Linked DNA regions of Homo sapiens: region 1 is linked to region 2. The links are chromatin loops, found by intact Hi-C in ENCODE. Cell type or tissue: ovary. All regions are shown on one strand. Each heading gives the region's core, and the rest is flanking DNA. Links, peaks and the distances in the headings are about the cores only. Region 1 overlaps ZCCHC7 (zinc finger CCHC-type containing 7). Region 2 holds the start of MIR4540 (microRNA 4540).

Region 1 (16,462 bases), core at 4,853-9,852, 400 kb before region 2:
AATTTTTAGTAGAGATGAGATCTCACTACGTTGCCCAGGCTAAACTCCTGGGCTCAAGTGATCCTCCTGCCTCAGCCTCCCAGTAGCCTCTTAACTGGTATTTCTGCAGGTACTACAGGCCCTCTCACCATTCTCTTTTCTGAAGCATAGCTATCTTTTAACAATGGAAATCTGCTCCTATAACCCCTGCTTCATATACTTCATTAGCAACTGCTCTAAAAATAACGTTCAAAACCTTAACATGGCCTACAATGCCTGAAATTTCTGATCTTTACTTACTCTTCCAGCCTCATCTTGCCCTACATGCTCTCTCTCACACTCTTTCAAGCCACAATGGCCTACCTTCAGGACAGCAAGCAAATAATTCATCCCTTCTAGTAGATAGGGTGCACATGTTATTTCCTTGGATCAAAACACTCTTTGCCTCACCATTTCGACTAGTTAATTCTTTTGGATTTCAGCTTAAACGTCACCATAAAAGCCTTCCTTGGCCTCCATACTACGTTAGAATATTATACACTCTCATACTACTGTTTTATCTTTCCCTTATAGCAGTCTGGGTCACTTCTTATCCCTAACATAGCATACAGTAGTATTCAATACATTTGTTGAAAGACCACATGAATAGAGTAGTGAAGGTGATGGCACCCTATTCAGAATTAAATGCCAGAATTGACAACAATAAAGTTTCACAGCTGAGAACAGCATTAGCCCCTCGGAAAGAGTAGAAATTTTGCGGCCGGGCGCGGTGGCTCACGCCTGTAATCCCAGCACTTTGGGAGGCCGAGGTGGGCGGATCACAAGTTCAGGAGATCGAGACCATCCTGGCTAACACGGTGAAACCCCGTCTCTACTAAAAATACAAAAAATTAGCTGGGCATGGTGGCGGGCGCCTGTAGTCCCAGCTACTTGGGAGGCTGAGGCAGGAGAATGGTGTGAACTTGGGATGTGGAGCTTGAAGTGAGCCCAGATCGCGCCACTGCACTCCAGCCTGGGCAACAGAGCGAGACTCTGTCTCAAAAAAAAAAATAGAAATTTTGCTTATTTTTTTTTTTTTCTGTGAGGACAGGGCTCAAGAGTACATTCATGACTTTTGAAGTTTACTACTTTGTTTCTTTGCAAATAAACACCTGATAGGTCTGGAACTTCTGCAAACCTTATTGGCCAGGTAGAGAAATCTGGTAGTGAGTAAAATCTAATTATCTTATAATAGTAGTTGGTTTTGAGAGCACATTAGAGATACCAAGAGCTTTCACAAAAAATTCACACAGAATTTGTTTTGTATTAGGCTCTGTGTTAAGCACTGTGGGGAACAAAAAATCTGAAACACAGTCCCTGCTCTGAGGAACTTCCAATCAAGTTAGTGATGGTACTTGAATGGCATTATAAGAAATGCTAATAGGGCTTAGAGAAAGAGAATCTTGGGTTGATGTGATCACAGAGGAAATCTTCAACTTCAAGAAAATGCAGGCTGGGCCCAATGGCTCACACCTGTAATCTCAGGTCAAGGTGAGAGGATCCCTCGAGCCCAGGAGTTCAAGACCAGGCTGGGCAACATGGTGCGACCCTGTCTCTATAAAAAATGAAAAAATTAGGCCGGGCGCGGTGGCTCACGCCTGTAATCTCAGCACTCTGGGAGGCCGAGGCGGGTGGATCACAAGGTCAGGAGATCGAGACCATCCTGGCTAACACGGTGAAACCCCATCTCTACTAAAAATACAAAAAATTAGCCAGGCGTGGTGGCAGGCACCTGTAGTCCCAGCTACTCGGGAGGCTGAGGCAGGAGACTGGCGTGAAGCTGGGAGGCGGAGCTTGCAGTGAGCCGAGATCATGCCACGGCACTCCAGCCTGGGTGACAGAGCGAGACTCTGTCTCAAAAAAAAAAAAAAAAAAAAAGAAAAAATTAGCCGTGCATGGTAGTCCCAGCTACCCAGGAGGCTGAGGTGGGAGGATCACTTGAGCTTGGGAGGTCGAGGTCGAGGCTGAAGTGAGCTGTGATCATGCCACTTCATTCCAGGCTAAGAGACAGAGCAAGGCCCTGTTCTTCTCCCCTGTCTCCCCCCCACCACCAAATGGGAGACAGAGATGCAATTTCATTAATAGAAATCATAAATATAAAAAGAGAAGAACACTTTCAGCAAGAGGGAATGCTAAATACAAGCGACAGAGAATTCTGTTCTAGGGCTGAGTATACTGTTTTGGCTAGTAAACTAAGAAGATTCATCTCACCTTAATCCTTAGTTCTGTCTCTAAGGATCAAAACAGGTCATCAGAATAGAGAATCAAAGACTTTTTATATTATACTAATTATCTTAGCCAAGAAATGATGAGGATTAATAAACTTTGCAACCCATCTTCCAAAGCCTTTGAAACTGGGCCTGAATGGATAAATTAATTGTACAGGCATATCCCACAGACTGTATTCCGGATAGTATACCTCTCTCTCTCTCAATATAACATTTTTTTGACCATTTATACAGAAAAACTTAAATTTATTTCCCAAAAATTCAGTATGCATGGGAAAAGTCTCAAGTTATCTTCCAAATAACACTGGTATAACATATACATCACTGTTAGACTTTGTTTTTTGAGACAGAGTCTTGCTCCATTGCCCAGGCTGGAGTGCAGTGATGCAATCATTGCTCACTACAGCCTTGATCATCCCGGCTCAAGCTATCCTCCAACCTTAGCCCCCCAAGTAGCTAAGATTACAGGTGTGTACCACTATACCTGGTTAATTTTTCTGTTTTTTGTAGAGATGGAGTCTTGCTATATTGCCTAGGCTGGTCTCAAACTCCTGGGCTCAGGTGATCCTCCCACCTCAGCCTCCCAAAGTACTGGGATTACAAGCATGAGCCACCATGCCAAGCTGGTAGACATTTTTAAAACTGAGTCTAGTGCCAACATGCTTAGCATCATAAAGAGACAATTAAAAATTAATAACAGGAGTGTAAAGCTCTATTTTTATATATTTTTAAAGCTGTATTTTAAAATGTTTTACCCTAAAGCATTAACTACTTTCCCTGATGATTTATCAAATCCTGTCAAGAACTTTATAGCTCTTTACACATCCCTAAATTTAAAAAAACAAATAAATTTACAGTTGTACTATGAGCTCCTCTGAGTTTCATAGTTTTGTCTGTAATAGTTCATTCTTCCTTTGCCCATTTTGGCCATACCATCATTTCTTGATACCTAAGTGGCATGGTGTGCAGAATCTTCTTTAATATGGTAACTAAACTTTACATATTAAGCATTTGCATTTGGGAAGGTCATTCTGTTTTTTTGGATGAACTATATAAATGAAGTAGGTTAAATCATTTTAGTTTAAAAAAGGAATTAAAGTGTTGTTTTTACCATATTGATACAGTAAATACAGTTCCTACTCTTTTCTTTCTATGTCTGACCTTAAAGAAGAAGTAGAAGTGGCATTATGCTAAGATCTTGAGGAAGAAGTAGGAATTCAACATGCAGGGATTTGGGGAGGGGATGAAGGAAGAGAAGATGGGTATCACAAAGACAGAGACTGATTTGAGGATGAGAAAAGAGGTAGTGAAGTATCAAAGCCTGAACCATCCAGTTTGGCTCATGTGAAGGAGTGCTATGGCATACAGCCTGAAAAAAACAGACTAGGGCCAACACTGAGGGGTGTCAATTCTAGGCTAAACACACTATCCTCAATTTTAAAGGCAATAGGATACCTTTGAAAAAGGAAAATGGTCGCTGGAAAACAGAAAGCCATGATGAGACCTCTATTTTAGGAAGATCAGTCCAACAGCAATATGGAAGAAATTTAGAGAAGCAACGAGATGACAGATTATGTTTTGGTAAGAGATAAGGGTTTCAACTACAGTGGTAGCATGAGGACAGAAAAAGATGCAAATACTACTTAAGTAGAACAAACAGTATTTGGCCACTTTCAGAGAAACATAAACAAGACTTGGATAATATAATTTCAATCAAAACAAGCTAAAATCAGAAACTATTAAATAAAAACATGGCTAGAAACAAGTTGGTTGAACTGGATTGGGGATGGGAGGAATGACGAACTTTCTTTCGTGATCTCTGACAGTGTCTCCAATTCGCTGATCCTAGGAAGTAAGAAAGAATCCCTTTACTAGGAATCCTAGGATCCTAGGAAGTAAAGAATACCTTTCATCCTGTAAGGTATTTAAACTGGAACGTGATTTAAACTGGAACGTCTACTTACTTTTATTTAAACTGAAAGCATGAAAAAGGAGAAGGCAAATGTAAAAGGATTCATTCCCATAATGTAAAAAATGAATCATGTGCTTCTTGATCCTGTCTGCTGAAAGATTCCTTTCTCAAAGAGTATTACCTAGGGAAGAGATTCATAATTGCTAAATGGATAGATGTAGTTCTTAACCAGGAGGAAGAACATCTGTTTTCTCTCCTGATGGGATACAGGTTTCCTAGGCTACAAAATTTATCATCTACCCTACACTGCCACACACATACATAAATTCAGAAATACAGACTGAAATGCAAGAACACATAGATAAAAGCTTGTTTTTTCACAAGCTAACTCCTAAACATTAGAAGGGCCTGCTCTTACACTTCAAACATATAGCTTTTAACAACTCATTTTACAGGAAATTTTTACTTCTCTGATGAGAGTTCAGGTTTAACTGCTATGGAGAGGACTAGAGAAAACAGCATACAGAAGGTTGCCTAAGCAATATAAAGTGAGGCATATAAAAAGATCTGGTTACTGCTTGTAATTTATGGTGCTAGCTCTGTACTTAGGAGGAAATATATCCAAAACCAATTATGTATCAAGAAAACTCGTAAAATAAAATAATATATTAAATGCCTACTTTTCTAGTCCTCTGCAATCTGAAGTTAAGTTAGGAAGCCACAATTTAATGAGGCAACAAATATTTAACTATTTAAATTCTGCTGTGGTGTGTTCACAATACACAATAAAAAAGGCAGTGGGATACATAAAAGTTACACAATTCTCTGCCCTCCACAAAAAAAAAGACTATTTAAAATATCTTCATCAGTACACAGGTTTGATACATTAATGTAATTGGTTGATTATGAGAAGAAAAATCAAGTATTCCATTAAGTCTGGTTTAACAGACACTGTAATACCTTTTTCCGTTTTGGGAATGTCATATATTTTTAAAAAATTAAACGCATTTTATTTTATAAGTACTATTTACATTTGTATGCCATTTATTGGCTTACAAAATGCATTTTAATATTCTTATTAATGTTTAATTTTCACAAGCATCCATTGTAGGAATATTACCTCCACATTATAAAGGAGAAGTGGGCAAGTCTGTCACACAACTAGTAAATGACAGCAAGGATTCAAAATCAGGTCTTGAAAGGTTTAAACAATCTCAACACCAAAGACAAGCAAAGAGATAGTATTAGTTTAAGATCTTAGAAATGTAATGCATATATCAAATTAAAGACTCTTGGGCACTCGTTTATCCATGATCACCAAGTTCAGGAAAGGTCTTGGCTGGAGGAAGAAGTGGCACACGCCCTGACCTTGTTGTAAATAACTTCTTTCTACAATTTGGATGTGATTTTCATGTTTTCTACGTTTAGAAGTTACTCTTAATAATTTGCTTCATAAGTAATTTTAAAGTATTGATTAGGGTTTTAAAATCTATCAAAACTGAATTGATTGGCTGGGTTTTCTGTCTTAACTTGAAAAAGGAAAAGAAATTCTAGCTAACTCAAGAAGAAATTTCCATGTATCCAAAACTTTGCACCCCTTCTGCAAACGTATGTGTGTAGTGTACAATGAAATTTGCCACGTGAAAAATAATTACATAAAATTGTCTAAAAGGTAAAATGACTAATAAATGAAAAGGCCTGATGTCTTCTAGTCTTTTGTTCTTAACTGTAGGATTTTAAAGAGGATATGCAATATTAGTATGCTTCCTTAGTAAATAATGAGTTATACTGAGTTACTACAATATATATGAACTTTAGAAACAACATGTCATAAAAAGTTTTCTAGGAATCTTAATAGAAATAGCAACTAGTAGCAAGGTACAAATATAAATGGGAAATACGATAAAAACCACAGGTTTTTTTTTCATTCCTTCCATTTTAAAAATACAAAATATAAGGGTATATAGAAAATGTAAGAGTATATACAAAATATAAGGTATATAATAGGAAAAGGCTGGGATAAACTGCTACTTTCAACAAGAAAGTAAGATTCTAAAATTCTGGTATTAAAGTTTTGTTAAGCACCATAACTGATGCGAATCCCATAGGTCCCCAAGTCTAGAGTCTAAAATAAGGATGGGCTTATAAGAAATAGGAATTGAAGAATAGAGAATTAAAAAAATAAAAACATAAGCACTGGTTTTAAGAAGAATCACCAGTAAACTCATGTACAACATGAATTATTAACAGTAGAGAAAATCTGATGCTCATTTTTAAGAAAATATGTAACAAAAAATCTTCTATGAAAAGAACATCTTGGGTAATCCACTTATTTAAGACAGTTCTGAAAATCTCTTTTTCCCAAAGTGGATAGACAAACTAAGAAACATCTTCTAAGTAAATCTCAAGAATTTAGTAAACAAGGGTGGCACAAAATTTGTCCATTAAGACTGAAGTAATGGGGCAAAAATCTCAGGTGGATAGAATGCCTACAAGAACGTGGGAGAAAAAAGATGACCCATCTTTTCTGTCAACAATGTCTTTTAAGACATGAAAAGTAAGGAGCTACAGCAGAGCTTTATACTACAGTGTCACAAAATAATGTTAAGATCAAAGATGATTAAAACATCCATTTATTTGGCAAAATGTATGATTTTCCCTGGTATCCACCGGGAGTTCTGGAAGGCATAGATGACCAGGAGAGGGCAGCTCACCACTGCAGCTGTGAGTAAACTGTGAAGACGCGAATCCCTTTCTTTGCAAACAAGGGGACACTATACTTGTATATTTCCCATAGTCAACTAATAAAGAAGATACTGCCATTAAGAAATCAAAACCACACATGAAGTATAATAGTATAAGTTATTGCAACAAGTAACTAGTAAGAAAAATTATTGATAAGTAAATTAGAGTTCATAAAACAAGATGATGCTAAAGTTCCTGCCCCCTCAGATAAACTGAATATATAGCTAGCAACTATAGTCATTATGACTATGTTTACTATCTTTTTATACTTCAGTGTACTTTCTGTAAATAACTACTTTCTTAGAGTTTATCTAAAAAAATCTCTTTACCAAAAAAAAAAAAATCACCTTTTTCTACCAACCAAGTTCAAAATTCGGCACACTTTCTCTTGGATCATGTGTAACTCTGAAATATGTTCTACTTATGATCTGTATGTTGCTAGCAAAAACATACAGATTGCTATTGTCAACCACAATCCAATGGAGCTGCTTTGTTATCATCAAAAGTATAAAAATGGGAACTTTTCTACAATGAGGAGACTCTAGACTGACATAATTTCTTCCTTATAGGCTGAAATCTTTCACGCAATGAGTGTGCGGATAAAACAATTTAAGCACCCAGAATCATAGTTCTCATTTACTAAGACCTCTGGTTCCTATTAACACAAGACTCAGAAGACAAATTACTAGATTACAAATCTCAAAATTTATTTTCATCAGTATATTACTTGCTGCTTAGATGTTTACCTTGACTAAAATTAGGAGAAAAAAACTGAAAAAGAACAAAAGCAATACTGATTACATAAATGGTTAAAAGGTAATTGCTTAATTACGGAATTTCACTTCCTTGTGAGTTTTTCATTTGAAGTTTAAAGTAGTACTTCCAAGCCTTTTTCATGTCACAGTGTTCAAGGAAAGGTGTTTATAGAGCACATTAGGGCAAATGGAGCAGGGCACCTTCAGACAACTGACCCAGAAGCTCCTGCCAGGCCACCCTGAGAACACAAGGAATCAGTATCTTGCTCACCACAACTTATTTTTGCAATAGATGTGGCACATCAGTTAGGAAGTGATAATGTAAATATCTTTGGCCAAGGTTAAGAGGATAAGAGGAGGATCAAACAGTAACTCCAATTCTAGTTCATTGAAGACAGCATTTTACAGCATAGAAATGCTGTGGGAAGCAAAGAAGTGGCTGAGTGCAATCTGGGGTCTGTGTGTTGACTTTGACGTCTTTACCTTTCATATACATTGCTTGTTTCAACTCTTGTCCATTTTACAGAGGACAAAAGACATTTAGTTAGAGAAACTTCCTCTAAAAAAAATCTGTTGACGTCTTAAAGAAGAAAAAAATGACAAATGAGGCTATGAGACATTTTTCTTGATTTTCTTCTTTAAAAATGTCTCTCACATAGGTACAAGATTACAAGATTAAGGGGGACATATATGGTATCAACAACCACCAAAACTCTGGTTATCGGCATTGATAAACAGTAGGCCATCCATATCAAGCAGCCAGTGGTGAGAGCTAAATAATAATCTATGATCCCTTTCCTTCAACCAAAAAACAAACGAACAAACAAAAAAAGATCAGAAATAATAAAAATCCAAGTGGTAATTAAAAGAAAGATATAGAATAAAACACAGCAAACTAAATCAACAAGAGTATTTTGATAGAGCAGTTTGTCTGAACTCCATTTCAAAAGCCTTCCTCTTAGAACCCCAGTCAGATTCAATAGCTACAGTCCTGGCTGCCAGGGAGTTCAGCTTCCATAAGGCTCCTAGAGGAGTATCAAGTCTTACTAAGAAGGTAGCATGTTTTAAAACAAACTCACTGAATACCTGCATGAAAACTACCATGTCTCTGCCCCTAACAACTATATAGGTCCCATTAAGGTCAAATAGTTCATCTTAGGGAAGTCCTGAACAGAGCAATTTAAAGGCAGTTTAGTAGTCTTAGTACTTCGGCAATATAAATGGGCAGAGTAAGCTTACCAGGTATGTAACTTGTGCAGTCACACATGGGCTTGCTCTCAAAAGGGGCCTCTATTTAGTTGAACGGTCCTTTGTCGCCATCTTGAACTTGTTAATGACTTTGAACTTGTACTTTGTAGATGAAGACCAGTGGGACAATGGAGCACAGAACAGAGGAAATATGTCAAGTGTCAGCATATGCACTAAGCAGCTGGACTGGCTGCCTGGGCCCAAATGTGAATACCTGGGACAGACGTGGACAACACAGGGCACTCAAGGCAGTGGCCAGGACTGAGCCCAGATTGGCAATGGCAATGATGGCAGCAGCCCCATGAAAGAGCGGCTCAGCACTGGGGATATACAGTGGAAAGCCAAAGTACTCCTCTTCCTGGAACCTATCCTAACAGTATATGCGCAAATATTAACTCTCCAGCCTAAGGACCAGGACAGGAAGTGTTGGTGCTCAGAGAGTAAAACCTTTGTCAGCATATTATTGCAAAGTATCCAAGTCATGGCACCAAAAATATATCAGAATTCATCAAGGCATTTATAATCTCCAGTTTTATAAACCACTGCAACATTGCAAACCAAATAGCAATAGCTTTAGAAAGAGAAATTGAATATAAAGATTGTCACATTTGGTTGAAAAGAACAATATTTTTGTATGAGAACCAACTGTTTTAATGAAGAACCAACTGTTAATGAGAAGGATTATTTTAAATTTAATGTTTCCATATCTTCATACCTGAAGATATGAGGTAGGATGCACAAACAGACATTCTGAATTATATACAAGTCATGAAGTCATTTGGTTTCTTGGAAGTTGTACAACTTCCAAGTTACAAGAAATAGCAGAAAGAATATTTAAATACCCCTGTATAAATCTACACTTAGAATTAAATCTATACACAGAACTGATTTGTAGAGTTAAAGCTTTTAGAAAAATTGTTCTAAAAATTAGCTCTAGATGTTCTAAATTTAGATTTTGAAATAATTTATCAGAAATTTATCCTAATGTTGTCACAGCCTATAAAATGTTCTTAACAGTGGCATCAGTACAAGGCCTGTCCTCAAAATCAAAAATTATCAAAAAATATTTGTAATCTTGCATTTGCCAAACATAATTGACATTACTTCCAATTATATAAATTAAAAATGAAACTTTATAAAAGTATAAATTTTGATGACTAAAATGAATTTGCAGAAAAAAGAGCCAGAAAGTCATGATTAATCAAGATTTCACAGTGATAAGGTATTATTTATTTACTATCTTTTATAAAAGCATGATACCCACAAACATAATTTTGAATTTGTGTTTACTTATTTATTGCTATTAACTCTACCATGTTTTTCTTCCCAAAGGAAAAAAGCTTTAAACATTAGCACTCTTAACTGTACTTTTCCCCTTGCTTTTTGAACAAAGGCCTGCATTTCATTTTCATTCACACTGTATCCCACAAATTGTATAACCAGCCCCGACCATTAGACGCTAACCCAAGTTTTTTTTGTTTTGTTTTTCATTTTTTCTGCTACATGTTATAATAATCCAAGTTTCTTTTCGATGCTTGCCTATTGTCTTACAAAACTCCTCTGCTTCCTGAAAGCCAACCTTAAACAGCCATCCATGCCCTACCTGTTTTGTCCTTAATTATTTTTCTGGCCACTTTTCTTTAACTTCTGTGCTACAATCCTACAATCCTGATCTTAAAAGCCTGGGTTTTTAAATATCTATTTTTTGCTTTTCTCTCCAATTCCTCCAATTTGTTACTAAAATATTGACAATTAAGCCCTCAGAACAAACTTTTTTTTTTTTTTTTTTTTTTTTTTTTAAGAGACAGGATCTCGCTCTCTCACCCAGGCTAAAGTGCAGTGGCACGAACAATCACGGCTCACTGCAGCCTCAACCTCACAGGCTCAAGCGATCCTCCCACCTCAGCCTCCCAAGGAGCTAGCTGGGACTACCGGCATGTGCCACGCCAATTTTTGTATTTTTTGTAGAGCTGGGTCCCACCATGTTGCCCAGGTTGCTCTCGATCTCCTAGGCTGAAGTAATCTGCCCGCCTCAGCCTCCCAAAGAGCTAGGATTACAGGCATGAGCCACAGCATCTGGCTCCTTAGAATAATTTTTAACTAATTTCTGTTTATTCCCTGTATTCATCCAGTCACTAAATCTTATCAGATCTCCTTTGATATGCCTCTTGAATCTGTGTATTAACCCCATGCTGACTGTGATCATCCTGGACAGGATCCTGGAAACCTACTGTGAGGAGATATCTTATCTCACATGTTCTCTTTAAAGCAACTCATTTGATCCTTGTCAAACCCCTGTAAGACAGGGAGAGGAGGCGCTGATGTAAAAATGGTCCTATTTTATAACTGGAGAAATTGAGGAACAGAGACATAAAGGATAGTGCTCAAAGTCATGATAAAAGCAAACTGCTCAAGGGGGGTATGATGAGATATCCTCCATTGCCCAGCGATATCTATTCTCCTGAGTCCTTTAATTTGCAATAAAGCTTTCCTCAGATCAATTTCTCATCCAGGGCTTTTATACTTATGAACTAGAATACAAAGTATAGTTCCTAATCTTACAATTTTAGGACCAGCTATACCCCTTGCCCTAATAAGATTTTAATCTCTGTGTTGCTATAAATACCTGAGGCTGTGAAATTTATAAAGAAAAGAGGGTTTATTTGGTTCACTCTTCAGCAGGCTATATACAAAAGAAGCATGGCACCAGCATCTGCTTAGCTTCTAGTGAGGGCTCAGGAAACTTAGAATCATGGCAGAAGGCAAAGGGCGAGCAGGCGAGTCACACAGTGAGAGAGAGCTTAGCAGTTTTCAAATTTTTAAGTCTCAGGATCCCTTTATATTCTTAAAAATTGAGAGCCTCAAAGAGCCTTTGTTTATTTGGTCTGTTACTATTAGTATCTCCCATACTAGACATTAAAACTAAAAAAAAAAAAATTAAATAGTTCTCCACTAATTTAAAAATAAAAAATAAATAAAAGTGAAACTTCTATGAAAAATCTATTTTCCGAAATGAGAAGAGTGGCATTGTTTTGTATTTTCAAATGTCTTTCCATATCTGGCTTACTAGAAAATAGTTGAGTTGTCATATCTGGCTCTGTATTTAATCTGCTGTGATATGTTGTTTTGACTGAAGTATGTTCTGGGAAACCAGAATATGCTACCCCAAAATAGGAAGGATTGTTCTACTGAAGGTAGTTTTGAAGGAGCAGATGCAAGAAACCTCTCTGCCTTCCACTTGCCTAAATCAAGACATAGATTTGCAAAGACAAAAGGTATCCTGCCCACCTCTCTACTAGGAGAAACAAAGGTTAACCACTGAAGACAACTTTAGCCTGGAAAAGAATCTGTGTTAATAAGCTTCACCAACTAGCCTCTACCCGCCATATTGATTTGCCCTTCCAAAATTTACTACGGCTACAGATTCAAAGTCCTTTTCCTCAGTCTTGTATTCTCTAAAAACTTACTGTTCTTTGTTGAAAATGCTCTATTCAAAGCCACCTTGAAAACTACTAATTCCATGGGTGTCTCCCATGTATATATAAAATATACATGTCAATAAACTTCTGTCTTTTGTTATAGGTATCCATATCCAATGAAGAATCTATGAGGGTTGAAAAAAAGTATTTTTCCCCTATGGTATGAAGATTATCTGGCATTACACAGTTATGCAGTTGAAAAAGAAAACAGTAATTCAATTGCTTTTTACCATACCTATGGAAACTGTTCTTTTACACTAGGCCAAAATTAACAGGTGATAGTTTCCTAAAAGTTAGTTACAATGTAAAATCTAAAATTGGTCTCTCTTGGACAGTAAATGAAATTTTCACTCATGCATAATTTTGTAACATAATGAATGGGTCATGTGGAAAATACTGGTTCACCGAGTTTTATTTTGTGTGTACAGTACTTCCCGTTTCATCATACAGAATATTCAAAGACATGTACTAGAGTATTGAGGCTTAATAAAATTATTTTTATTGCTTCAAGAACATTCCTAAGTGAAACTAACTAGCTTTTTAAAAAAACTACAGGCATGTAGAAATAACATATAGAATATTATTAGTAAGGTTTCATGTAATTGCCTTCATTCATTCTAAGGAGCCAGAACTTTTACTCCTTACTCCTTATCATCAGTGGAAATGTCAACACATTGAAAAAGGTAAATAACTTCTTAGTATTACTAGCAACACAGATTTGACCTTGAAGAAAGGGACACTGAAAGGAACCAGGGACTCCCAGAGGTACACAGACCACACGATGAGAACTACCATTGTAGGCTGTTGGCTAGTATATAAAGAAAGAGTACATAAAGCTGCACAACACTTGGCATGTGTTTTTGACAATCTGGGGAAAAAAACAAAGATCCATGACCTATCATAATTTATAAATTCTGCTGACTCATGAATCTGAATGGCAGGTTCTACAAGGCTGCTGTTTGGAAGCTAGTAACCAGTCAGAAATGGCATTTTATCCTAATTTCATCAGGTAAATGCTGGAAACAATGTAGAATGCTTATTAAAACGTCACCTACTAATGTTGATCTGAAGAAGTCAATTAAAAATATCTGTTGGAAGAAAATACATGTTACATGGAAAGAAGTAAAGAAAAATCTGTTATAGTGATAATCATTAATTTAGGATTTTGCAAAGACCTCAGGACAATTCCCTCAGCACTGTTAAGAATCTGTGGCTGGGCAAAGCTCATTCACTTATTTTCTCATTTCTTGCACTCTAGAACCTACCACAAGTCATCTATAGTCCCATTTTGATAAAGTGAATCAAGACAAAGAGCTAAAACCAAATGATAGGTTACTCATGGTCTCCCAAAGGGCTGATAGAGCACTATGATGCTCATCCATTGATATCTACTCAATTATTTATAATCTTTCCTGCCAAAGTAGCTCATTTCAAATGCTCAGTGTTGGCAAATATTAAAATACAGTAGCCTTCCATTATCGGTGGGTTCATGTTCCACAGTTTCAGTTACCCGTAGTCAGCTGTAGTCCAAAAATATTATATGAAAATTCCAGAAATAAACAATTCTTAAGTTTTAAACTGCACGCCATTCTGAGTAGCATGATGAAATCTTGCACTGTCCCCATGAGGATGTGAATCATGCCTTTGTCCAGTGTATCCATGCTATATACCTTATCTACCTGTAAGTCACCTAGTAGCCATCTGGGTTATCAGATTAACTGTTAAGGTATCACAATGCTTGTGTTCAAGGTCAGTAGTAGCCTAATACTACATCACAATGCTTACAATGCCTACATTATTCACCTTACTTCATCTCATAATTTCACATCAACACAAGAAGGGTGAGTACAGTGCCACATTCACATTAACTGACATTATGCTATACTGTTATAATTGTTCTATCTTGTTGTTCTCTTATTGTGCCTAATTTATAATTTAAACTTTATCATAGGGATGTATGTATGTATAGGAAAAAACAATGCATACAGGGTTCAGTACTATCTGCAGTTTTAGACATCCACTGGGAATGCTGGAATGTATTCCCTAAAGATAAGGGTAGACTACAGTATAAACATCCCAAGAGGCTCTTCTGATACTAGTTATAAGGCATCAGCAGTGGCAGCAATGTGAGTAGTATTAGTGATTATTTGAACCATCAATTTACATGCATACCATATGTTACAGATTTCCAAGAACAGGTTGAGTATCCCTAATTCAAAAATCCAAAAAAAAAAAAAAAAGAAACTTTTTGAGCATTAACATGGCACTCAAAGGAAATGTTATGCTCCACTTTAAGTATATAACACAAATATCTCAAAATTTGAAAAAATCCAAAATCTAAAACATTTCTGGTCCCAAGCATTTTGGATAAGGAATACTCAACTCGTATGTACTTTCACATACTTACTCTAATTTCATGAATGTAGTAATTCTTAAAGTAGGTAGAGATCACCTTTTTATAGATAAGTAATCTTTTTATAGGTAAGTAATAAACACATATTAGCGGGCTTAAACCCAAACCTTCTGACGCCTTTTTTTAGTGTTCTTTCCTAGATTTTATCACTTGGAGCTCTCTAGTCAACACCCCACTCTCATCTTTTTTTTTGTGGGAGTCTGGGATCCTCAAAATGACAATGAGCCTTCTCAATTATCCCAGATGAGATTCAAACCAATATAAAGGGTTAACAGCATTTAAAAAGTTCCCAACTCTTTGTAAATAAACACCAAAGGCTGCAATTTCCCATTAAAGATTACCATTTTTCTTATGTCAGCCAACTTTCAAAAGTATTATCTTAAACTACATTTATTCAGCAAGCATCTGAGTACCTCTTAAGTATGTTAGTTGGTATGAATATTGTTCAGATTAAAAAACCTGCCAGTTCTTCGTAAAATGGAATTCACTGTAACAAATAAATTGTGATTATTCTGGTTGTACGTTCTCACCATAACTGCCATATACCTGAAATATAGGGATAGTCCTTAACTCACACCATCATTAATGGGTTTTGCTAAATATTCCAATCATTAATGTTCTGGTAACACTCATATATTACTATTACTAACATAATAATGGAATCGAAAAAGGTTTTGGTTCACGTTAAAGAAAAATTTAAACAACTGGCAAAACTGAAATTAGTTTACTAGCTCCTAATTTCCAGTATAAAATTATAAGTGCATATATAATAATTTATATACTTAAAATATATGTTGATAGGATGGTTTAATTGTATAAAAGGACTATCTTTAAAGAGTCAACTTTAAACTGTATCAAGGAGGTAACATTCATATCTATACTTGTGAATCATAAAAACGGTTTTGTTTTTTAATCTATGTTGTGATGACATGTGATAACTACTAAATATGTACCATTCCCTCTCATATTCATGTTACCTGTAATGAATCAAAGACCAAAGTGATAGGAAGTCTCTGCTGAAGTTTAATGTAAATTTTTTTTTATGTGAATCTCCCTGGTCCCACTGTGTGTGTCACGTGGTCAATTTAAATGAAAATACATGAAATGGAAATTTGTTCTTTTCTTCTTCAAGGTCATTCGGTTTACCATGTGTTTCAGTCACATCTGTATCATGTACATAGATAAAGAAAAAGTGGATCGGTAAAATAAAAATAATAACCATAAAATGCTATAACTTCAATGTCTTAGACTTATCAAGATTCATTAAAGAAGCAATGTAATTAAAATTTGCATTGACACTACAATCTTTATTCATAAATCCTGGTAAGCCAACCTCACCATAAGTGATACAGATGTATTTTTTTCCCTAAGTCTTTTAGATGATCATATTATGATTTTCCTTTAAAAAAAAACTATGATGATAAAAGAATAGCATAATCTAATTATTATTCTTCAGGAAATAAAGGGAAATCACATTGTGTTGATTTTTTAATAAAAATTCAATTTTCCAAAAAACAGTTTTCTTGCCGTATCTATAGACCTTTTAGAATCTTAGTTCTAAATTTTACCAGATTCATTAACTTTTTGTGACAAATGTTCTTATTTATGGGAATATGAGTTGTTTTAAATGAAAATGACTCAGCTGTATTTTAATGAAAGGAAGG
Region 2 (16,462 bases), core at 6,070-11,069:
GGGCTTAAAGGTTCTCCCAGCCCTGAGAGGTTAGGGGTCCCCCATTAGTGCAGAGAGGAGCCTGGACGTACACAGCCCAAAGTGAGGGTGTCCTGAGGACAGTGGCCTTGCTGAACCTTAGGCCTTCTTATCCTAATTCCTGATGACCAAGTCAGATTCTGACCAGAGACAGAGTGGGCATGAATCCAGGAGATAAACGCCGAGGACTGGACGAGGACTGCAGCCCGGGTATGCACAGGGCCCACGGAGTGGCAGCAGAAGCCATCCTCAGCCCCTGCCACACAGCAGGTGGCAGAGCAGCCTGACGCCAGGCCTGGGGTTTAAGCCACGCTGCTACAGGCACCTCCCAGTAGCACTGCTTGCCAAAAGGCCTGTCAAGAGGGCAGGTGGCAATTCCCTCTGTTTTGTGGTTGAGTCTTGGTTGGGGGCAAACAGGGAGAAAGTACTCTGGGCCTGGCTTACCTGGAGGTAGGATGGGAAGGAGAGGCTGAAGTCCTAGGAGGAGCCTGGGCCAGGCAGCCCCTGCCCTGAGGGCACCCTATGCAGGAGTGTCCAGGGCTCAGACCAGCCCCTTCTTCTACTGGGCAGCAGCAATCTGAGGGGCTTGGGGCCCAATGCACTCCTTCCCTTTTCTTTTACTTTTTATCACATTATTTACGAGTGCGTCTCTACCTCCACCAGACTTGAGCTCCTGGAAGATGAGGTTGGTGTCCCAGCCAAGACTTCCCACAGGATCCTAAATGAAAGTGCAGGGCCCTGGAGAGGCCCTGGGCTAAAGTCCCAGGAGCTTTTTAGGAATCTACAACAATCTGAGGCCCAAACAAAGCTCCTTTTACCTCTAAAATTAAAATAGGAAACTAGAAAACTGACATTAATAAATGTCATAGTAAATGTTTACAAATTGTAACATTGTTGTTAACTTCATTAACTATTAAATTTAGGGCTTACAAAAATTTCATTACATTTAAAAACCATTTTTAGATTAGATTTTGTTCCTTTAAAAGAATTTCTAAGTTTGTGCCTCAGTTGCAGAGTATTCATAGCTAATCATCAATTAGATTACTTGTGGCCAAATAATTTCAAAAGTAAAATTATAAAAATAAGCTTTTTGTGTTTTTAGAGTGAAAAGTATCATTATTATAGGGCATTTAATGCATGATGTGCTGTGGGGTAGAATGGAAAGGGGCCTCCGTGTCCTAGAAGAAGGGGCTTGGGAGAGAGCCTGTTGAAATGTATTGAACATAATAAATAATTGTGGGGCCTTGAGCTGATCAGGTTGCAGTGGCCATCCATCCATCCATCCATTTATCCATCCATCCATCCATCCATCCATCCATCCATCCATCCATTTATCCATCCATCCATCCATCCATCCATTTATCCATCCATCCATCCATCCATCCATTTATCCATCCATCCATCCATCCATTTATCCATCCATCCATCCATCCATCCATTTATCCATCCATCCATCCATCCATTTATCCATCCATCCATCCATTTATCCATCCATCCATCCATCCATTTATCCATCCATCCATCCATCCATCCATCCATCCATCCATCCATTTATCCATCCATCCATCCATTTATCCATCCATCCATCCATCCATCCATTTATCCATCCATCCATCTATTCATCCATCCATCCATCTATTTATCCACCCATCCATCCACTATCGCTTCCTTCCTTTCCTTCTCCCTTCCAACATTTATTGAGCATCTACATGTGCCAGGTAGTAGCCTAAGGATACAAGATCAAAACTCATGACCCTTGTCAGGCAAATCTGTGAGGGGCTATGGGGGCCAGTTGTGGTAACAGGCAAGCCCAGGGACTCTGGGAACACAGAGAAGGGGGATGGAGCCTAGACTGGGGATGTCAGACACAGAGGGGCTTGGAATCTCTGTACAGTAGGGCTGGGTGGGAGGCATGTCTGAGGGTGCTTTTGCAGAGAGTTTTGCTAAGATTGAGAAAACACATCAAAGAATAGGGGCACAGCTAAAGCTTTCCAAGACATCCCTGGTGCTGCCCTTAGGGCAGGGGAGGAATCTAGGAAGAGACAATTTTCAGGTTTATTGTTGAGAGAGAAACATATGTTAGCCAGTGGGAGGTGGAGTGAGGAGGGAGAAGATGAGTGTTTCAGGCAGAGCAGGAACAATGAAGACAAAGGTTCTGAGATGTGCTTTGCTCCTGTACTTACTGCAGTCTTTCCGAAACCCAGCTTTAATCTACTGGGGCTGTCAGAGTTTGACTCCCTTCGGCTTGCTGGGATCTGCAGCCCCTGTCTCCAAGACCCTGACAGCTGTCAGTCTTCATCTGGACCAACCGCTGCCTCCAACCCTGAGGGTCACTCCACCTGGGATACTGCTATCCAGAGAACTTCTGGCAGTGTCCGAAGCCCTCAGGGCAGTGAGAGCCAGTGGAGCTTGGCTTCTGCCTTCCAAAAGGAGAGTGTTCTCAAATGGGGCCAAACCACCCATGCCCGTAAGCTCATTCTACCAACAAGCCCCATGCTTCCCCACCCCCAACCTGCATGGTGCTTTAGAGTTATCAAGGGACACACAGCTGTTAGCCCCAGTTGCCATTTGAAAGCATGTTGTGAGGTTGGAGTGAGCATATCCATCTCGGAGGCAGGCTGACTGGGTTCGGGAGGTGGTGTTGCATTGCCAGGGGGATAGCCAGTCAGGGAGCAGCTGGGCTTGGCGCCTGGAACTTAGGGTCTCTGAGCCTCCGGTGTCCATGGAGACTGAGAGGAAATTGAGACTATCTATGGGCTCTGGGGCCAGGGAAGGTGCTCCCTCAGGGACATAGGTGGCCTTCCTAACTCGAGTTCTTTTATGGCCCAGGAAGAGCTCTTCCTGCTGGGATGCTACGGAGCTCACACTTGGAATTCTGGTATATTCCTTTCTCCCTCCCCATCCTCACCTGTCTGTGTTTGACACATGTTCCTAGACCCAAATTTAAGGCTCTCTCTTACAGGAAGCCCCCCACCGCAGTCCCTCATCTCCCCACTGTGTGCACCCCCCGGGCACTGCCCATGGTCTGCCATAGAGACCCCGTGCGCCCGTCTCCTGGCTGCGTCTGAGGTCAGGGCTGCCCGGAATTCCTCTCAGATCCTGGCCCTGCCTGCAGTAGGTGCTGCCTGCAGTAGGTGCTCAGTAGCTGTGGGTGGGATTTATCTGAATACAGCACATGCCCCTCCCCATCTTGCCCGGTCCAGAGTCCAGGGCAAGTTAGGGTCGGACTGTGTAATTAAACAGGGCTTGAGTGCTACTGGCACGCCCCCAGTCCTTCTTCCAATATTTGCTCTGGCTTCTAGCAGGAAGACGCTGAGACAATGGCCCTTGTTACCCTCTGTTTGAGTTATTTATTTTTTTCACTTTTCCCTCCTTCCCCTCTCGGGGGACTTGCCTCTCGCCCTCATCCCTCATGTTTTCCCTTTCACTTGACTGTCACTCTCATTGTCCTCCCGGGGCCGGGAACGCGGGGTGACAGGCAAGGGGAGCCCAACCAGGCTGGGAGGCTGGAAATATAGTCATTAATGGGACCCGCGAAGCCCAGATGTCCTCCCTGAATGCGGGTAATTTGTTTTTAATGAAAAACCATGCGGTGACCCTGAACAAATGAATTTTCTTTATAAGGAGTCTATGTGCAACGGGCACAAATAAAGGGCCCGAAACAGGGAGACTTAAATCCAGGGCTGAAAGAAAGAAAGAAAGGAAGAGAGAAGGAGTGGAAAAGAGAAAGAGAGATAAAAGAGGGAGGAAGGAAAAATGTGAAATGACAACTGTGTTACCATACCCTTCGCCTGAAGAGCAATCCCAGGCCAAAAATGCCTTGGGCATTGTCCTGCCAGGGCAGGGTTTCTGACCGCTGTGGCCATCGTGGGGTCTTGTTCACAATGCTGCTAAGAAGACGAACCCCCACCTGGACGGAGCTTTGCTATTCATGTGCCCCTTTCATGTATAATTGCAGTGGAGCCTCACGGTAGCCCCTTTTACAGAGGTGAAAACTGAGGCTTAAATGGTTTGCTAGCAAGTGGTTCAGTCTAGATGACAAGGGAAGGATTTTGCCAATTTGGAGTGTGACTCTTAGAAACACTGTGTTACAGCCCAGAAATTGCTTTCATTGTGTGATGCAAAAGAAGGGTGTGGCACGAGCAGGTCTAAGCGGGGACACCAGGTGTATACCGAAGAGTCTTGGGTTGAAGCAGTTTCCCATAGCCCCTACAACTTTGCACTGGACCTTTGTGAATGAATAGCTTTTCCATGGGCACTGCGGGTGTGGGGTTCCTGGGTAGAGAAGAACTCCCCAGGAACGAGCCAGACACATTTGGAAAAACAAATGCAAAGAAATTGGAATCTAGCCTTGGGAAGCAGGAGACCAACCAAGGCCCCCCCCCCACCACCCCATCCAGGACATTTTGTAGGCTGTAGAGCTGGCCACTGGGGGCAGCGGCAAAGACATTGATTCAACAGAGGCCCTAGCCGAGGGCCTTGCCTTTGGCTTTGGAGAAATCTGCTCTGCAGGAGAAGCTTTGAAGGCTGTTAGCCCTGTGTAGATTGGGCTGTGCCTGTGTGGAGCGTGTTGTGTGTTCAACGGAGAGGCCGTTGTGTGTTCTGTAGCTGCTTTTCCGTCCATCACTGATGGACAGGGCTGGACTCAACCTTAGAAATCAACCCAGGGCTGTGCAGATGAGGATGAGGAAAGGACTTGTTCAAAGTCATATGGCAAGTCAGAGGGGGAGCCAGGTGGCCCTCTTTCTGCCCTATTGTCCCCACCCCCCTCAGTTCCTCACCGAAGCAATAAAAAAGAAGCTATTTTGTCTCCTGTCCTTGTGCAGAACTGGTATAAAAAGGACGGTTCCTGGATGCCCTGGCTTCTACAGCAACACAAATCGAGACCCCCACCTTCACCCCAACTTTTGTTGTGCTCTTCCTGAATGCAGATCCTCTCCCAGGCCCTGGGACCTGGCCAGCTACAAAAACATCTTCTCTTAAGTCTCAGGCTTCTGTGCCTCAGTGGATCCAGGCAACGGTGGGCTCCCCAGGTCTGGCCGAGGTTGGTCTGAGACCTGCAGGTACGCCGGGGCACAGCTCCCCTACCCAGAGTCAGGTAGCCAGACACAAAGAAATGATTGTTTTCTGTTCCTGGGTTCAGTTTCCCTCTGGAAGCTGTGACCCAGTTAGAAAGTCAGACAGATAGAAAAATCTGACCACGACCCCAACTGAGGTTCTGAAGTCTTGGCTTCTATTTAGGCCTCTGCCTCGAACGCTCCCTGGTGAGGCCCGGCCCGCCCGCGCTTCTTCAGCCACCAGGAGCAGACCTTCCTAGCCGCTGGTTTCCTCCATAATTGATGATTTATTCCCCACTGACTTCCAAAATGGATTTGAGGCACCTTCCTGACCTTTCAATAACATCAGCCCCAACCTGAAATCCCTGTCATAAAACAGGAGGACTGCCAGTGGTTCCCGGTGGGGCAGGAGTGGATGCAGATCCACCCCACCTGCCCGAGGATGGGCAGACTTGCTTTTCACAGCGTGGCACCACTGAGCCGTCCTTTGTGCCCAGCCCTGCTCTGGAGCGACCCACGCTTCACTGCTAGGAGGTGGGAGCTCACTTTTTTGGAAACAGCTCCTGTCTGGATGCATACCAGAGCAGGCTTCCAAAAACATACTTTTAATCAAAAGAAGACTACCAGAAAAACTGGGGCAAATTGTGATTTTGACAGTGGACAATTATAAATACTGGGAGGGGTTACTAGTTGGCAAATAAACTCCGCTAGTGAAGTCTTGGATTAATTATACCACCAGTGAGCTGGCCGTGTGGGGTCTCCTGATTATCTTCATTTGCGGAATATGTTCTGGTCTTCCTCCATTTCTTCCTTCTCTCCCTCTCTCCCCAGCCTCTCCCGCTGCCTTCCCTCCTCTCTTCCCTTCCTCCCTTCTTCCTTGACTCACTTATTCATTCATCAGACAATCCCTGAGTCCCTCCTGGGTGCTGGGCCTAGTTCAAAGAATGGGCACAGAAATGACTGAATGAATTTCTCAAGACCTAGGAGAATCGCCCATGCTACCTGCTCAGATGGAAAGAAACCAGCTTGCATGTGGAGGTTCTGCAGGATTGCTAGGCCCAGGGGCTAGGCAGAGACTACTGGGGGACAAGAGGGCAAGGTGTGGGGAGCTCAGAAGCTGAGGGTTGCTGACTCGATGGATGCTCTGGCCGGGCTCACCCTGGGCCTCCCTGGGAGAACTGAGGGAAGCACCTGGAAATCTTGGTCTCTGAAGTGGGTGCCTGGCCTGTGTTTCCAAATAGGGGGCTCTGTATTTAGGAGTGGGGAGGAGCAGGGAGCTGCCCTGAATGGCTGCCTGCTTTGGAAATTTCTATGCATTTGTAATAACAAAATTACCATAATTTGCTCGTTAACGCAGCTAGATCAGTCAAGCATTGTTCCTTCGCGGGCGGGAAGGCCGCGGTGCCTCTCTCTGCACACTCTCCACACCCCAGCCCGCCTGCCAGCCCGTTAGAGTGCTGGAAATTAGCATGCAAATGGTCCTAATTCGGTGGGCGAGCTGTCAGGCAGCGCCTCTCTGGCCTCGTCTCTGTGAAGGCCCTGACAGCCCGGCTCCGGCGCCGGCCCACCCTCCTCACTCCAGCCAGGAGGGGCTCCGAGGGGCACCTCTAGACTGACAGCTTGGCGGCCTCCCTCCCTCCGTCAGCGCCATCAGCCCTGGCGGCAGGCTCCCAGGGGAGCAGGCAGGGCCTGCCACCATGCTGGCCAGGCCGGAGGAGGCAGGCAGGCCGGTGGGCTGAGGGGGGAGGCTGGCCCACGCTCAGGCCCACCAGCCTTAGCTGGCCTGGGCCGATGGGGGCAGGTGAGGGTGGAGTTGGGGTCCCCTGACTCAGGGTCCGGCTGGGGCACGGGGACCCTCACAGCTGGTGGGTTCTGACAGTGGCCCCATGAGGACTCTGGACAACCTTTTCCCACCTGCACATCCACAAGGATCAAGTTCAAGTCCTGCCCTGCTCCCCACTCGTTGTCTTCCAGTCCTGACTTAACACATTGCTCCTCGCCCTCCCCCATACCTGGACCGTCTCTGTCCAGGTCCACTCCTGGAACTCCTCAGGCTCTAGTGGAGAATTAGGGAGGCTGAGAAGCTGCATGGACCAGGACTTGGCACCTTTGGCCTTAGTCCTGCCTGTAGGTTTACCAGCCTTAGAGGGAAGTCACCTTTCTGTCTCTGTACCTCAGCCTGCACTTTTATGGTCTTTTTCCCAGGGCTCCTGTGAGGAAAAGGGCTTGCTTTGTAGCAGTAGCTGACACCTACTAAGCACTTTTATTGGGGGGGCGGGGGGAGACAGAGTCTCGCTCTGATGCCCAGGCTGGAATGTAGCGGTGCAATCTCGGCTCACTGCAACCTCTGCCTCGTGGGTTCAAGCAATTCTTCTACCTCAGCCTCCCGAGTAGCTGGGACTACAGGCACATGCCACCATGCCCAGCTAATTTTTGTATTTTTAGTAGAGACGGGGTTTCACCATGTTGGCCAGGCTGGTCTTGAGCTCCTGACCTCCTGATCCGCCCACCTTAGCCTCCCAAAGTACTGGGATTGGAGGCGTGAGCCACTGCGCCCGGCCCCTACTGTGCACTTCTATATGCCAGTCCTGCACTAATTGCCTTTCATTCCCCGACCTGCGTGTTTTTTGCAATGCTCCCATTAGGCTGCTGTTGATGTTATCCCATTTCACAGAGTAGGAAGTGGAGGCATCGGCTTGCACAGAGTAACTTGCCCAAGTGATAGTACCAAGATAGAGCCTAGTAGGCTCACTGGTTCTAGAGCCCTTTTAACAAGAGAAAACACAGGGGCCTGAGAGCTGGAGCCTGCCTCTGCCTGGCAATGTGCCCTAGAGCATGTTCCTGAACTGTGCTGGGCCTCGGCTTCTGCATTGGTGAAAGGCATGATGACATCACCTGACAGATGATTTGTGCCCCTCATAGTACCCGGCACATCACTGACACTAAATAAATGTAAGTTGAGGCCAGGCACAGTGGCTCACACCTGTAATCCCAGCACTCGGGGAGGCCGAGGCGGGAGGCTCGTGTGAGACCAGGAGTTTGAGGCTGCAGTGAGCTATGCTGGTGCCACTGCACTCCAGCCTGGGCGACAGAGTGAGACCCTGTTTCTAAAAAATAAAAGAATAAAATAAATACAGATTGAAAAAAAGAACCCAGGCGGGTCTGTCTTTGAAGATCCATTGGACTTATCCTTACGTTTTTCTCCTGATCTGTGACAGCAGTGTGAAGCAGCTACCGCAGGAGGGAGAGATCATGCAATAGGGTTTGTCTTAAAGTTTCCCCTGGGCTGTCCCCAGGCTGTTTCTCAGCACCTTGTTCCTTCCTTCTCTTGAGCAGATGAAGCCCCACGCCAGGACTTAGGGTTTGGTGGCTGTAGAGCAGGCTGGACCTCAGTCCCCACTTGTCCAGTCAGCCGGTGACTCTGGTGCAATGAACAACCTGCCCTTCCCTGCGTGCCTGCCCTGCCTGCCCCCTTGGTCTGTTTTAAGGGCATCTTATTGGGCCTTTTTAACCTTCAGATAAATGGAGAGGCGAAAGAGACCCTGAGAGTAGGTGGGAGCTCATGAGCCTGAGTTTCTGCCGCATTGGAGGACCACCTGCTCCCAGCATACAGACTGGCACAGGGCAGATGCCCAGTGAACATGTAAGGAGCCACCTTAAAGAACCTGTGGGCCAAGACGGGAAACAGGCACGCAAACCTGGGCAGGGCTGAACCCAAAGCCGCCCACCTACCTGCTTCAGACCAAACGCCCCCAGCCAGGGGTGGCTTCTCTTTCCTATGTTGCTTTTCCTTTCCATCTTCTTTTTGGTTTGTTTATTGGGGGTCATAGCATGATGGATCCACGTGCCAGCCTCTCAAATCGCTGCTGTTGGGCTGTGTGGAACATCTTTTGGAGAGAACATGATCTGCCAACCACAGGATCTGAAGCAGCATGAGGACCTCTCAGGGGCGCATCTATTCCCACCCCAGAACGCGGTGCTGGGGACTTCTGAAATAGGAAGGCCGGACTGCTGCCTGCGAAGTTCATTGCTGCGGGCGGGAGAATTGACCAGGCTCCCCCTTGTGGAGAATCGGGATGCATCGTCCTCCTGCATTCCTGGTGTGTGGCCAGACAGGACTCCGCACCCACACCCCTCCTCAGTTTACCCAGAGCTTCCACACCCATCTTCTCTTAGAATCCTCACCACAACCCCGTAGGGACCCATTTTTATGGCTTTTGTGACAGGCTTAGCGAGAGGTAGAGAGGCCCAAGATCATGCAGAGCCAGGACTAGAATTCAGCATGCTTTCCCTCTACCAGCTGCCTCCACACACCTGGCCCCGCTCCGTGAGTGCCCTTGGCTTTGGCCAGCTGACCCTCTGCTTGCATAGCCACATGGCCTGGCCCTTCCCAGTCTTGTGGCATTAGGATAGAAAGGGCCAGAGGTGTCCACTCAGTGGGAAGGTCAGTCTTACAGTAAATCCTTGCAACAGCCTCTTTCCTGGTCTCCCCATTGCCAGTCATGACCCTTTAGTCTATTCACAACAACGTGGCTGCAGTGAGCCTGTGAAAATTGGAGTCAGGACACGTCCCTCCTGTGCACACTCAGAGTAGAGGCCAAAGTCCTGACCTATCTCCCACTCCCCACTTCCCTCCCTGGCCTTCTCTCCCCTCTCCCCACCCTGGCTTCTCTCCAGCCACATAGGCCTCCTGGCTGTCCTAGCCACACACCTCCCACACTCCTGCCCCAGGGCCTTTGCACTTGCTGTTCCTTCTGCTTAGAGGGCCCTTCCCACAGATATTCATATGGCAAACTCTTGCTACCTTCATTCTTTCTTCAAAAGTCACCTTTTCAGTGGAGTCATCCCCGGTCACTCCATCTAAAATTCCACCTCCTCCCAATATTTCTTATTCTGTCTCCTGCTTCATGTTTTCTCTTTAGCACCCATCATTATCTAGCATGCCGGACGCTTTGTTTTTACTTGTCTGGTTTACTGTTTTGTTTGTACCACTGGAATATAAGCTCCATGAGGGCAGGGACTGTTATCTGCTTTGTTCAGGGCTATATCCTCAGGACCTGGTACCTAGTAGGCCCTCAATCAGTATCTGATAGATGAATGGATGGATGAAATTGCGACTGTCTGCAGTGGGCCTGGTACCTAGTAGGCCCTCACTCAATATCTGATAGATGAATGGATGGATGAAATTGCGACTGTCTGCAGTGGACCTGGTGTCAAGGCAGATGCCACCAGGGCTCCTCAGGACATCTCTGGGCCCCTCCCACTGAGCCCTGCATTTGCCCTCTTAGGTGGTTTCTTCACTTATCTTTCCTTGGCCTCCCAAGATATCTTTCCTCCCCTCCTCTTCCCTCCCCTCCCCTCCTGCTGACTCCCTCCCTGCAGAGCCATCTCTCAGCCAGGTGTGTGGGCTGGTCACAGGGGATACATATGAAAGTGTAAATCTCCTAGAAAAAAATGGGTCTTCATCAGCACAGGACTGCATGGGGCTCCTGCCTTCTGGTCCAGCCTTGGGAGCTGTGAGGGTCATCCTAATTCAGCTCCCTCCATGGAATGGCCCTGTCAAGCTCACTGAGTCATGGTGGCGGCTGCCTTGTGGCCTGCCTGGAGTCTCCCATAGAAGCCAGCCCTTCTCAGTGGTTAGCTTATGGTGGCTGCCTGCTTAGAAGCCAGTCTCCTTAGGGGCCCCATTTCAGAGGCCGTGGGAACTGGACACCAGCATGCCTCTGAGGACGCTAGCGAAACTCTTTAACAAGGATCAGTGCTTCTCAAGCTTTATTGCACCCAAATCATCAGGGATCATCTCAGAGAGCAGATTCTGCTTCATAGAGTTGAGGGTGGGTGCAGGAGGCTTGTCCTCTAACATGCTGCACACTGAGTACCGAGTCCCTGCCCCCTGTCTCTCAAACTTGCTGTACATTGGCGTCACCTTGGAAGTTTCGACAAATATTACCATCTGCCTCCCCCCGCTTACTCCGAGCTCCCTGTGAACTAGTATGAGATATGGCCTGGTCATCTGGATTTTTAAAGCTTCCCAGATGATTTTTTTTTCTTTTTTGAGACAGTCTTGCTCTGTCACCCAGGCTGGAGTGCAGTGGTGCAATCTTGGCTCACTGCAACTTCTGCCTCCTGGGTTCAAGTGATTCTCCTCCCTCAGCCTCCTGAGTAGCTGGGATTACAGGCATGTGCCACCACGCCCGGCTAATTTTTCTATTTTTAGTAGAGATAGGATTTCACCATGTTGGTCAGGCTGGTCTCGAACTCCTGACCTCGTGATCTACCCGCCTCAGCCTCCCAGAATGCTGGAATTACAGGTGTGAGCCACTATGCCCGGCCCCCAGATGATTTTTTTTTTTTTGAGACAGAGCCTCACTCTGTCACCCAGGCTTGAGTGCAGTGGCGTGATCTCAGCTAACTGCAAGCTCCACCTCCCGGGTTCACACCATTCTCCTGCCTCAGCCTCCTGAGTAGCTGGGACTACAGGTGCCCACCACCATGCCTGGCTAATTTTTTTGTATTTTTAGTAGAGGTGGGGTTTCACCGTGTTAGCCAGGATGGTCTCGATCTCCTGACCTCGTGATCCACCTACCTCGGCCTCCCAAAGTGCTGGGATTACAGGTGTGAACCACTACACCCAGCCCCAGATGATTCTTAATGTGCAGCAAGGCTTGACAGCCACTGGCCTGGGTCACTGCATTATTCCTGCCCGCCTCCACCTCCCCTCAGGGCAGCTTTGCTGTAGGAGAGCAGTAAAACTTACAGGAATTTGCGGACACAGTGAGGAAGGGTGAGGAGCCGGGGAGGGAGGAGGGGGCACATCCCACTCTCAGTCAGCCTTGGGAGAGAGAACCCCAAAGGAATGAATGTCGGGTGCAGACGCTGAAGGAGAGGGGCCACTGAGACCCTGAGGCTGGCAGGGGGAGGGAGGGAGAGGCCCTGGGAGCTTTTTCAGCCAGAGGAGTGACCAGGAGAGCCGAAGCAGCTGGGTGGTCCAGCCTGGGTCTTTGGCTTCTTCCTTGACCCTGACTCTGTTAGGAGAAATAACTCTCCCTTCCCTACTTCAGCCCGGCCCGGCTTTCATACCTGTACAAACACACTGGCCCCAGCCTCCCAGGGTTGCAAGTAATTTATGTGCGCGCCTGCCCCTCCCGCAGACTGTGGGCTCTCCGTGGGCAGGGACCGTGTCTGATTCATCTCCGCCTCTTCCAGCCCCAGGCCTGGCTTGCCGGGGGCAGGAAGGGTGTGCAGAATTGAGCGCGCTCCTCGGGGTGCAGGGGAAATCGGGGCCTCTGTGCTGCTGAGTTCTCAGCACACAGTGAACCCCGAGCGTCCTGGTAGTAATTGTGGAGGTAAATCTTGTCTGGTCTCCTCGCAGACACTTGGTGAGGCATTCCATAAATATGTCAGCAGAAGCATTAAAATTTGATGGCAGGCAGCGCAGGTCGGGACTAGCACTGCGACTTCCCAGCAAGGTATGACACCTTCACCCTCCGTCTCATTAGTCAGCGGCGGGACATTCAGGCCTCAGCGCTGAGCCCAGCAGAGCCAGGGGAGGTGATTTCTTCCAAGGAGGACCCCTGGCTGCTCTGAGGGACAGGCCAAGGTCTGGGCCGCAGGAAAGTAAGTCAGCTTTGGGCTGAGCGAAGGAGTTCCTGAAGGCCTTGGGAATGTGCCAGGAGGTTTGAGGGTCTCCAAGCTGGAGGGGGCTGGGCCATTTTTGGAGGCTGGGAGCCAGTAATAGAGGCTGGGGGCTGGTTTTAGCTTTCCAGTCAGTCTTGTGGAAATTATCTATTTGCCCAAACACAGAAAAAGCCTCATAGAACATTTTTAAAAGGTATGGGATTGGATTCATAATTTTAACAAGCAAAGAGTCATTTGGGCAGAAACTGGGGGGAGGAAAACTATTCCTTAGTGGCAGAAAGACTGGAAACCAATCTTGTCTGTTTCCCACCCTGCCATTGTCCATTTGGGGAAACTGAGGCTAAGTGAACCTGGAAGGGATGGGTAGAGACGGAAGATCAGGGACTTGGACTCCTAGTTTGAGGCTTTCCTTACAATCAAGAATTTTAGGCATTTGTTGAAATATGAGAAAAACATCCTGAAATATAATTTTGCTCAAAAAAAAGTCCCAATGTATCTGTTTTTGCAATAGACACACAAAGCATGTGCTGTGTGCCAAGGATTGAGCTAAGTATCAAATAGCTCCTCACATTTGTATAATACTTTTCAATTCACAAAGGACTTTGAAATGCATCAATATTTAGTCCTCTGAGTGTTGTAATTACCATACTGCAAATTAGGAACTCAGACTCAGAGATTCAGGAGACTTCTTCGAGGCTGCCCAGCTAAGTGGCTGCTGGGCTTTGGCCAGGACTGACTGGCTGCACACCCAGGGGCTTTCCACCACCTCCCAGTTACCAACATGGAGTGGCAGCCACTCCTGCCCTCAATGCCTGTGCAGAAAATCAGCGCTCCCCTTTCTACAATTATTTACAAAAACCATGACGTGGTTCAGAGCTGTCAGGAGCCTTGGGTTTATCGGCCAGTATCCTACATTCTCAGCTGCCTTGTTGGGGAGTTGAAAGCAAGGACAGTCGTGTCTTTGTGGCCCATTCCATGTCAGCACCGTGTGCGTCCTGCTTACTGGCCTCTTTCTTGAAAGAAAGTGAGGACTCCCTTCCCTGGGGACAGAGGCAGTACACTTTGACTCAACAATGCAGCCTGGGCTGGCAGGTGATGGGACAGATTTCGGTACCCACTAAATGACAACATTTGAATGTCCTCAAGCCCACATTGCAGCCACTTCTTACAGGAAGCTTTCCTGGATACCCTAGCTAGTATGAAGTTCCATTTCTACTCTGCTTCTGAATCCATCTTGCCTTTTGCTGGCACCCGAATGTCTAGTTTTGGGTCTAAGAATCCCCTTTAATGCAGGCAGTTCCCTGAGGATTGAAGCCTAGGCGCATTTCACTGAGTATGCCTTACTGGGGGCCTAGCTCTGAGCTCTGAATGGAGTAGGACCACAGTGGATGCTGAATTAAATGGAGTTACCAAAATACACAGCATCACCAGTATAGGAGTCTAAAAGTGAAACATAGTCCCCAAGTCAAAGCTTAAGATAAGTTTTCCCCAAATTTAGTATAGGAGGACAGTGAAGAACTTTAGAAACTTGGGGAGAGATGTTACTTTCTACCATGCCCTACCTTTTAAATCATTCATTCCAACTCTGAAGTTGCTCCAGGTAGACCCATGGGAAGTGTGTATGACTGCCTGAACAAACCCAGTTGAGGCTAGACACACGAGAACCTAGTGAGTTTATTTGACACTTATCATGAATACATGAGTTGGATTTTCCTGGGAATGTAGTTCAATGTTATTCCTACTCAACTCTGCAGAACCTGGGGCCAAGTGGGTTAGGCCCTGGGATGGGGGCTTCTGGCAACATTCTAGACGTTCAAAGAGACTCTTCGGGTTTCCAGGCCAAGCATCTGCCAGTGGCCAAATGGATGCAGAGAAAAGGTGCTAAGGACAAAACCTAGAGCCTTCCTATCTTTGTAATCCGGCTTCAGTCTGGTACTGCTCTTTTTTTGCTTCTCCCTTTAGAAAATTTGTGTATTTTCAAGGTCAGGAGATCAAGACCATCCTGGCTAACATGGTGAAACCCCATCTCTGCTAAAAATACAAAAAATTAGCCAGGTGTGGAGGCGTGAACCCGTAGTCCCAGCTGCTGAGGAGGCTGAGGCAGGAGAATGGCGTGAACCTGGGAGGCAGAGCTTGCAGTGAGCCGAGATTGCACCACTGCACTCCAGCCTGGGCGACAGGGCGAGACTCCGCCTAAAAAAAAAAAGAGGAAAAAAGAAAGACGAAAATTTGTGTCTCTTTATTTTAGCTTGTACTTTTGCACTCTTTTGAAGTGAGCCGAACTGAGTGCTGTCATTATGTGGCAGGGGAGGCCTACTGAGGCCTGCAGGTGGGAGCTAAGCCGCTCAGGAGAGCACCAGTGTCCCTTTTCACTCATGGGACCTGCACGGTGGTTTCTGCAGTAAACACAGCCCACTTCTCTTTGTGTGTTTTATTCCCTTTCTCTGCCTTGCTGTCTCCATGTTTCTAGCAAAGATCGGGACTGGTGTTTCACTAATTCTTTCCAGCATGGATTTCACGACCTTTTCTGTTCTGACTCTGAAAGGGGCTGGCTCAAGGAACATCTGCTGGGCACACTTAGTGCTCACTCAGTCTGCATTGGTATTGTGGGCAAGCCCTGTGCTGGGGGTGGGGCTGCAGGGACCTGTCAGTCACAGATGGTCAGCCTTGGTTCCTGCCATTGAGGAGAAGCCAGACCCAACAGCAGGGGAAACAAGACAGGGTCACAGACAGCCCTGAATCTGTGTGCCCTGGGACATGGGCAGTGATAGACCCAGGGCTGGGGACTCAGGGACCAGTGGGGGACTGCTCTCAGCTGGGATGATTAATCCAGAAAGCCTTCCTGGAGGAGGTGGTATTTGAGCTGGGTCTTGACAAATAGGAGAATTGGACATGAGGAAGGGAAGGAAGGTGGTGTTTGGGATGAAGGAAACAGCATGAGAGATGGAAACGGCCCCGTGGAGTAGGTGTGCAGAACAACTGGTGGTGTGGTTGGCCTGGAATATGGCTTGTGGCGGGTAGGGGTGGAGTGGAGGATGTGGGCAGTGGGAGGTGTGGCTGAGAAGCTCCATGGGAACCAGCCCCTGAAGGGCCTTGACCGCCACCAGGCGGCGTCTGGGGTGTTGATCTTCACAAAGTGCTACCTGTGGGCACTCCCAGCACAGGGCACTGCAGTACCCCCCTCCCCACCTCACGCATGCACACAAATCAGGTGTTATCTTGCACCCTAGTGAGGCTTCAGGGGGGTCATTTGTACATGCCCATTGTTTGCTTAGATGAGGGCAGGACAGGACAGAATTTTGGAATAGGACCACAGCAGCAGAATGGATTAAACTTGGACCAGTGTTGTTCAAAATGTGCCATGGCATAGCCAGGGATCTCAAATGGAAATGCCTGCAGGGGCCAGGCAGGTTACAGAAAGAAAGGTCAGCCTTGGAGGCAAGTACAACAGATCTAGATAGATGGAAGTCCTGTGGCTACTGATACTTGCCCCTTTCAAACACCAGGAGCCGATCAATTGTTTCCTCCTGGCCCCATGTGTCTCGAGGCCCCCAGCTCTTGCCTGTGATGGATGGCCAGCTGGTGGAGTCGGACCTGTGCCCTGTGGCAGAGGCACCGTGATGCCGCAGTGGAGTTTGTTTCCACTGAATTCCCTAGAGGATCCTTGGATTTGGGTTTTTGTAGTTGTAGACAACAGGAAGGGGACACAACAGCCTCTTCTTTACAGAGGATCACACTGAGGCCCAGAA

Evidence for each region. Peaks named below come from ENCODE experiments on the same cell type or tissue, not always from the same donor. Only the 100,000 strongest peaks of a DNase experiment are listed, where the experiment ranks them.
Region 1: a loop joins it to region 2, with 8 times the contacts of the local background. A loop is called at or near these places in 23 of 110 quality-filtered maps.

Annotation. Positions count from the first base shown.
Region 1 is chr9:37,253,001-37,269,462 of GRCh38, reverse strand. All of the region lies in intron 2 of ZCCHC7 (zinc finger CCHC-type containing 7), which reads right to left. Among named protein-coding and RNA genes, the nearest start is that of LINC01627, 130 kb to the left of the region's middle. In ovary, for the core only: no CTCF peak of the experiment used is centred there; no DNase peak of the experiment used is centred there.
Region 2 is chr9:36,855,003-36,871,464 of GRCh38, reverse strand. The region is part of intron 8 of PAX5 (paired box 5); the gene reads left to right. It overlaps MIR4540 (microRNA 4540), which reads left to right and starts at 7,157; the gene lies at 7,157-7,211. RefSeq lists enhancers at 2,834-3,525, 6,569-6,678. In ovary, for the core only: no CTCF peak of the experiment used is centred there; a DNase peak (open chromatin) is centred at 9,113.